Linked DNA regions of Homo sapiens: region 1 is linked to region 2. The links are chromatin contacts, found by Hi-C or POLR2A ChIA-PET in ENCODE. All regions are on one chromosome and are shown on one strand. Each heading gives the region's core, a stretch centred on a gene start or an enhancer-like site at or near the end of the contact. The rest is flanking DNA. Distances are from core to core; before and after follow the strand shown. Region 1 has its middle 17 kb from the start of PRR5. Region 2 has its middle 6.5 kb from the start of LINC01656.

Region 1 (3,646 bases), core at 843-3,342, 240 kb before region 2:
CAAGCAAACACCACACATACCAGAAGGAAATTCCCGAGAAACCATTGGAGGAGACTGTAAAATTAAATTTGCCTCACATAATTAAAGATGTAAAAGAAGGAATCAAATATCGTATTTGCCGGGTGTGGTAGTTCATGCCTGTAATCCCAGCATTTTGGGAGGTCGAGGTGGGCAGATCATGAGATCAGGAGTTCAAGACCTGCCTGGCCAGCATGGCAAAACCCAGTCTCTATTAAAAATACAAAAATTACTTTGGGAGGCCAAGGCAGGCGGATCATGAAGTCAGGAGTTCAAGACCAGCCTGACCAACATTGTGAAACCCCATCTCTACTAAAAATACAAAAATTAGCTGGGCGTGGTGGTGTACACCTGTAATCCCAGCTACTCAGGAGGCTGAGGCAGGAGAATCGCTTGAAGCTGGGAGGTGGAGGTTGCAGTGAGTGAGCCAAGATCGAGCCACTGCACTCTAGCCTGGGCGACAGAGCGAGACTCCATCTCAAAACAAAACAAACAAATAAAAAAAATTAGCCAGGCGTGGTGGCACATACCTGTAATCCCAGCTACTCGGGAGGCTGAGGCAGGAGAAGCTTTTGATCCCGGGAGGCACACGTTGCAGTGAGCCGAGTTAATGCCACTGCACCCCAGCCTGGGCGACAGAGCGAGTCCCTGTCTCAAAAAAATCAACAACAACAACAACAACAAAAACACAAGAATAGAACAAGATGTTGTGAAAGCCAGGTGCCCAATAGGGGAACTTCTTTTTCTTTTCTTTTTGTTTTGAGACAGTCTCACTCTGTCGCCCAGGCTGGAGTGCAGTGGTGCGATCTCAGCTCACTGCAACCTCTCTCTCCTGGGTTCAAGGATTCTTGTGCCTCAGCCTCCAAGTAGCTGAGATTACAGGTGTGTGTTACCACACCTGGCTAATGTTTGTACTTTTAGTAGAAACGGGGTTTCACCATGTTGGCCAGCCTGCTCTCACTCCTGACCTCAGGGGATTTGCCTGCCTTGGCCTCCCAGAGTGCTGGGATTACAGACGTGAGCCACCATGCCGGGCCCCAATAGGGGAACTTCTGATGTGTGGCATCATCACGGTGCTCCCCCAGGGAGAAAGGATGGTACCACGGAAGCCAGGGCCCTGGGCACAGGGCCTGCAAGTGGAACCATCTTTCTGGGCACTATCTGGGTTAGAAGGGGACAAAGTTAGGCGGAAGGGGCATCACGTATCTCGGCTTTGATTCCAGCCCCACCCTTGGTGCTTGGGATTCTGTGTAGAAGTTCTGAGCAACTCCAGCATGTGCCTGGGCATGTCTGAGAGGGTGTCAGGCACCACAGCCCACGCCTGGCAGAGTCACGGTGGCTGTGAGTGTGCCTTTCACTGGGGAGAGCTTGTGGCTTTCACTGGGGAGAGGGGTGTGGCTTTCACTGGGGAGAGGGTGTGGCTTTCACTGGGGAGAGGGGTGTGGCTTTCACTGGCGAGAGGGGTGTGGCTTTCACTGGCTTCTCTGAAAGCGCAAGGCTCCCACCTTAAGGAGAAACTGAGGGATAAGCATGGCCCTTCTCTATGGAGCATCCACAGATTTGGGGTGGAGGAGGGAAAACATTTTTCTGATTAAATACACATGGCTCTATTCCAGACAGAGGAGAAATCGTTTTTTGTTTGTTTGTTTTGAGATGGGGTCTTGCTCTGTCCATTCTAGTCTCCACTGTCCATTTTACAGATGGTGAGACTGAGGCCTTGCACAGGAGTGGGATATGTAGGGTCACCAGCAGAGCAGGACTGTCCCAGTGCATGGGGTAAAGGACACATGCTCACTCACGGAGGCCCTACTGGGTGCTGGCACTGCGTACCCATCTACCCTCCGACCTGGGGCAGACCTACAGGCCAGAATTTCCACCCACATTTTTCAGAAGAGGAACCAGAGGCTCCGAGGGAAAGCTGACTTGCCCGGGTTGTAGGGTGAGTGAGTGGAAGGGCTGAAATCAGAGCCCAGCTGTGACTCTGGAGCTACACGCTTCCCACGGTCAGTAACCCCAGCGGCCACCAGGAGCGCCTACTTCGTGCCGGGCCCTGAGTCCCGGGCTGCCACTTCCCTTCCCCTGAGAGCCACAAGAGGGCAGTAAAGGGAGGCTCCAGAATCCCCAGGAGGGAGGACGCCTGAGCCTCCAGAGATGACATTTCACCAGGGCCTGGAAGGATGACCTCACCCAGCACGGCCAAGTGGAGCACAGACCAGAGCGACAGGAAGGGGCTGCTCCCCTACTGTGGACGCTGACATCAGCCCGGCCCTGTGCTCTGCACCCACACCCGCTGTCTGCCCCTAACCTCACAACAGTGCCCTGGGCAGAGAGCTGGGGGCGGGTGCAAGCTGGGCAACACCAGGCAGCACAGGCAGTTGGACCGCGGGTAGGAGGTGACCCTCAGGCATCCTGACCCTGGTCCCCAGTGCTCTTTGCCCCTTCCCCATCATCCCCAGGACATTTTCTTTTGAGTCTCGCTCTGTTGCCCAGGCTGGAGTACAATGGCGCGATCTCGGCTCACTGCAACCTCCACCTCCCAGGTTCAAGTGATTTTCCTGCTTCAGCCTCCTGAGTAGCTGGAACTACTCAGCTGCCGCCACCACGCCCAGCTAATTTTTGTATTTTTTTTGGTAGAGACAGGGTTTCACCATGTTGGCCAGGCTGGTCTTGAACTCCTGACCTCAGGTGATCCACCTACCTCGGCCTCCCAAAGTGCCGGGATTACAGGTATAAGCCACCGCGCCTGGCCATCACCAGCACATTTTCTACCACTCTCGAGGCTGGATCAGACTGGCTTCCAGCTCCTGGCCTCACTGGGCTCACAGCTCAGGCTCTGTGGGCACTGGGGTGGGGGCTGGGGTGGCCACAGGTGGCTTGTTTAACTGAAAAGCCCCAGGCCCCTCCTCAGCCCACCCCTCTGGCCCGGGCCCTCCTGGACCCTCAATCAATTCTGGAAGTCCTGGTTTCGACACCCCCACCCAGTCCGGGGGACACACCCTACCTGTCGCTGCAGTCAAAGCCAATGAAACCAACCCCTGCGAGGGGCCCAGCCCCTGTTCCTGGGCTAGGGCTTCTGACAAAGGATTGGGCTGGCCCCTCTTCAGCCATCCATGAACCCTATCAAGGATGACAGGGGTGGACACAGTTGTTCATCCGTGGAAGCTGCTTCCATTCCCCGGGTGGCTCGCGAGTAGGCTTCTCATCTTACTGATGGGGAGACTGAGGCTTAGGATGTAGCTAATGAGCCATGGGGAGGAGAGAGGGGGTGACTCTGCAGCCAGGGCTTGGGACCCCAGAGGGACTGGATCTGAGGCCAATCAGAGGACCTGATTCAGAGGTCCCCAAGGGTCTATGAGTTGCCCTTTGTTGGGGCCTAAGGCAGGGTGGCCTGGGAGGGTGGACACAGTCTCCTGGCTGGCTCCCCCCAGCCCCTGCCCTCCTTCGGGGTGCTGGGCGTGGGAGGAAGGCTTTGCCCAGCCACCTGGCCCTGGCCCCAAGGGGGCTCCTCATTCAGATCTTCTCGGCAGTTTCTGGTTTTGAGTAACCTAGGTCTGGGCCCTCTGTCTTGTGGTTCTGGGTGTGGGTGGCAGATGGGGTGGGGGCCAAGGCAAGAAGCCTCTTCCTCAGG
Region 2 (3,493 bases), core at 778-3,277:
AAGGAAGGAAGGAAGGGATGTCATTTTTGGTTTATGGTCATGCTGACCTTGGCCGTTAGGCTGATGCCCTTTGGATTTAGGCAGTTTTTGATCAAGGTGCTCGTCCAAGATGGCAATGCTCCTACTCTGTCAAGAATGACCTCCCCAGCCTGAATCTTGTGTGTGCCAGTTATGAGTCACCTATTGCTGTATAACAAATCACCCCTAAGCTTAAATCAATAGCATCCATGGTCTCGCTGTTTCTGGGGTCAGGCATCTGGGGGCTCAGAAGGGTTTCCTGGCTCAGGGTCTCCCACAGGTTGCCGGACTGTGGTGCACACAGAGCGCTTGGCAAACATGCCGTGAAGGCATGAACAAGCAGCCTGCAGGCTGGGGGCAGTAGGTGCAGAGGGTACAGGCGAGGCCTTTCAGGTGCACAGTGTCTGGCATAGATCAGACACAAAAATATATTGAATGAATGAATGAATGAACAATCAGGACAGATCTCCATTTTCATATTACTACTTCGTCCTGGGCAAGTTATTTCACCTCTTTGGGACTCAGTTTTCTCATCAGTAAAATGGGGATAATCATGCCTGTCTCATAAGAATCCATGTTTAAATAGCAAGTCTAGAAGAGTGTCCAGCATATAACAGGTACCCAGGATGTCTCTTTGGTTTAATCCACCCGAAGAGGTTGACTTCCTCCTTTTGATTCAGTGATTGGCTTGGCGGCGACTTTCCAGAATGGAATTCCTTATAAGGGGCCTTCCCAGATTGGAATTGCACGGCGATCTCGAAGCTTGCAGACATGGAGCGGTTGCCACCAGGGCATGGCTCCTGTCATCCCGCAGCCTGGGAAAGGCCACATAGAGGCTGTCTCTTTGGCCTGGTGGCAACTGTGACTCACCGTCACCATCCCGACCCCACCCTCAGAGCAGGTGGCCTTCCCTCCAGGACTTGGGAGGGGCCGCTGGACAGGATGGCATGGACAGTCCCAGCTAAGGCTGCTCAGACTGGACTCTGAGACCCTGCACACTGATCAACCTGTGGGTGAGCCTGGTGGATCCTGTCCCATCTAGTCTGTCGCTGGCTGAGCCGAGGCTTCACATGTGCCATGCCATGCCCTTCCTGAGCTTCAGTTTCCTGATGTGCGATGTGTGCAGGGGATGAAACAGACCAGGCAGTCCCCCTGGGACCTCATAGCTCTTGGTGACCATTCCACTCATGCTGGTGGCGGCCGGTTCCACGGTCCGGATGCTACCCCCAGTTTATGGGCTCTTTCCTGGTCTTTTTTGCTCTGTCTGCTGCCCTGGCTGGTGCATTCTGACTCTGTAGATGGCCGGGCTGAGGGTGACACCAGGCCCCAGTGTGCTGAGGCTATGAACACCCAGCCTTGCTTGCGTCCTGGGTTTGGGATGTAAAGGATTCCCAGTCTGCTAAAGCCACACCCTCCACAGCCACCCCAAAGCCGAGCCTTTGCTTTCAGGATTCCTGTAATCCTCATGCAGCATGGGCAGCCCTGGCACCTGTGCCCGCATGCTCAGGGAGGAGGGATGGCCCCACAGCACCGGGGGTTCTTCCAGATTCAACAATGGACGGACCCCACACAATGCCCTAAAAGGCAGGGTTATTGGTGGCAAGGACCTGACATTTCCTGGGCGCCTTCTCCAAGCCAGGCTCTGGGCCAGGCACTGGGCAGGGATGTGGGCCCATCCAGCCCTGCCTTGAGCACGGCCTGGTCCCTCAGGGGAGACAGACATGCAGAGAAAGAGCCTCCAGCGTGGGGGGGCTACATGCACCCATGTAGCAGATCTGTTCTGCAGGCGACCCTGGGGTTTCAAAGGAAGCATGGTTGATTCGGATCATGCTCCAGGAACCCTGAAAGGAGGGAGCATTTAATAGACAAAGATGCCGAAGCTCAGAGAATGAATCAGCAGTTCAGAGAATGAGTCAGGAATTTCCAAACTAAGCCAGTTTCACAGACACCCCAGGCCTGGGCAGCACGCACAGCAGGCATGTGATTTCCCCTTTTCCGGGTCTGCAGGTTGACTGTGGTTCCGCTGATCCCAACTGGCTTTGCCCGGGTGACTCAACCTCGGCCTGTGTGCGGTCGACAGGGACGGGTCTGGGTCAGCTCCTGGCCCAGGCTGCTCCAGCCGATCTCGGGGCCGATCACCGGAGTGCAAACCTCAAGGGCACTCTTAAGGCCTTTGGTCACATGGCATTCACTTGATTCCATTGGCCAAAGTAAGTGACTTACCAGGATGGACAGGGTGCGGAGTGCCCTCTAACCACGCGGGAAGGAGGTCCTGTACTTCATCACCCAGTGGTGGAGCAGGAATTTGAACCCAAGCCTGACTCAGAAGGCCTTGGCACCATCGGCCTCTCATCTGAGGTCATGTGCAAGGGCCCTGGCTCGGGGATCCATGGATGACTGCCCTTCTGCCCACCGTCTCTCAGAGGCATTGCTGACAGGTCAGGGGGCGGGTAGACTGGAGCAACAGAAAGCACGGGGCTGACCCTCAAACACAGTCGGTACTACGGGTCCCTGCGAGGCTCTGGCCTGACTTTGTATGGAGGCTGTCCCACGCCCCTGTGTGGCTTGGGTTCCTGACCTCTTTGAACCTCATTCTACACTTCTGTAGCGTGGGGATCACAGTCCTACTTAGGTTATTGGGCTGTGCTGAGAATTAAGTAGGATAACACGTGGCAGCCTTTTTGAAACAGCTTTTGCCATCCTGCAGGGCTTCATAACTCCCCAGCTGGGTCCAGCCTTGACATTTACATAGAACTGTCTTATCCATAAAATTGCACCTGGTTCCCACAACAGCCCTCTGGGGAGGTATTCCTTTCTCCATTATGCAAATAATGAGATTTCGGCTCAGAGAGTATGAATCATTAGCCAAAGACGTGGCTCTGGCAGCAACAGCCCCCAGGCCTGTCTTACCCCGAGAGGGGATGCCCCATCTCCACCCCAGCCAACAGAGCGGAGGGCACATGCGTGCAGAGGAGGGGCAACAGTGTCCTCTTCTTCAAGGAGTCCAGCTCAGTCTGCAGGGCCACACATCCACACGACTTGGACGCCCTCCATGTCCTGGGGAACGTGTGAGTCAGAATGCCTGGGAGACGAGAATGCAGGCCAGGGCTCCCTGGGAGTCCGGACGGCAGGGCTGTCTGCATGGGCGGTGAAGTACGGTGCCTGCAACCACTTTGTTCATTCATTTTTTTCATTCATTCAGATGTCCACGGAGCATGGCCCCTGTGCCTGGTCCAAAGCCAGGGTCTCAGGAGTTATATCAGACAGGGACCCTGTACCCGGCCAGCTATCGGAACCTTAGCACAAATGAGACCTCAGAGCACAGCGTCCTCACAAGTAGTCATCAGTCTCAACTCACCTTCCCACCAGTGATGGGGGGGCTCACTCCCTTGCAAACCAGCCCCTCCCAGGACTAGACACCTCTGCTGTGAAAACATTCTTTTCTTTTTCCTCCCCTCCCCTCCCCTCCCCTCCC

Evidence for each region. Hi-C counts contacts between places; a loop is a spot of excess contacts on that map. ChIA-PET counts read pairs that join two places held with the same protein, here RNA polymerase II (POLR2A). Pooled maps may share reads with other maps.
Region 1: a loop to region 2 is called in a pooled map, with 3 times the contacts of the local background. The contact joins two enhancer-like sites. A Hi-C loop is called at or near these places in 1 of 37 single-sample maps with no recorded cell type and 6 of 50 pooled maps. POLR2A ChIA-PET finds 5 or more read pairs at or near these places in 2 of 52 experiments (Panc1 and naive thymus-derived CD4-positive, alpha-beta T cell).

Annotation. Positions count from the first base shown.
Region 1 is chr22:44,683,382-44,687,027 of GRCh38, reverse strand. It overlaps a transcript of PRR5 not described here. Among named protein-coding and RNA genes, the nearest start is that of PRR5, 17 kb to the left of the region's middle. RefSeq lists enhancers at 701-1,201, 1,082-1,401, 2,378-2,917. Within about 2 kb of position 2,092, at least 9 of the 41 ENCODE cell types and tissues checked have a DNase peak (open chromatin) inside an H3K27ac peak, as active enhancers do.
Region 2 is chr22:44,448,050-44,451,542 of GRCh38, reverse strand. No RefSeq gene overlaps it. Among named protein-coding and RNA genes, the nearest start is that of LINC01656, 6.5 kb to the right of the region's middle. RefSeq lists enhancers at 1,889-2,028, 1,497-2,696, 2,876-3,493. Within about 2 kb of position 2,027, at least 6 of the 41 ENCODE cell types and tissues checked have a DNase peak (open chromatin) inside an H3K27ac peak, as active enhancers do.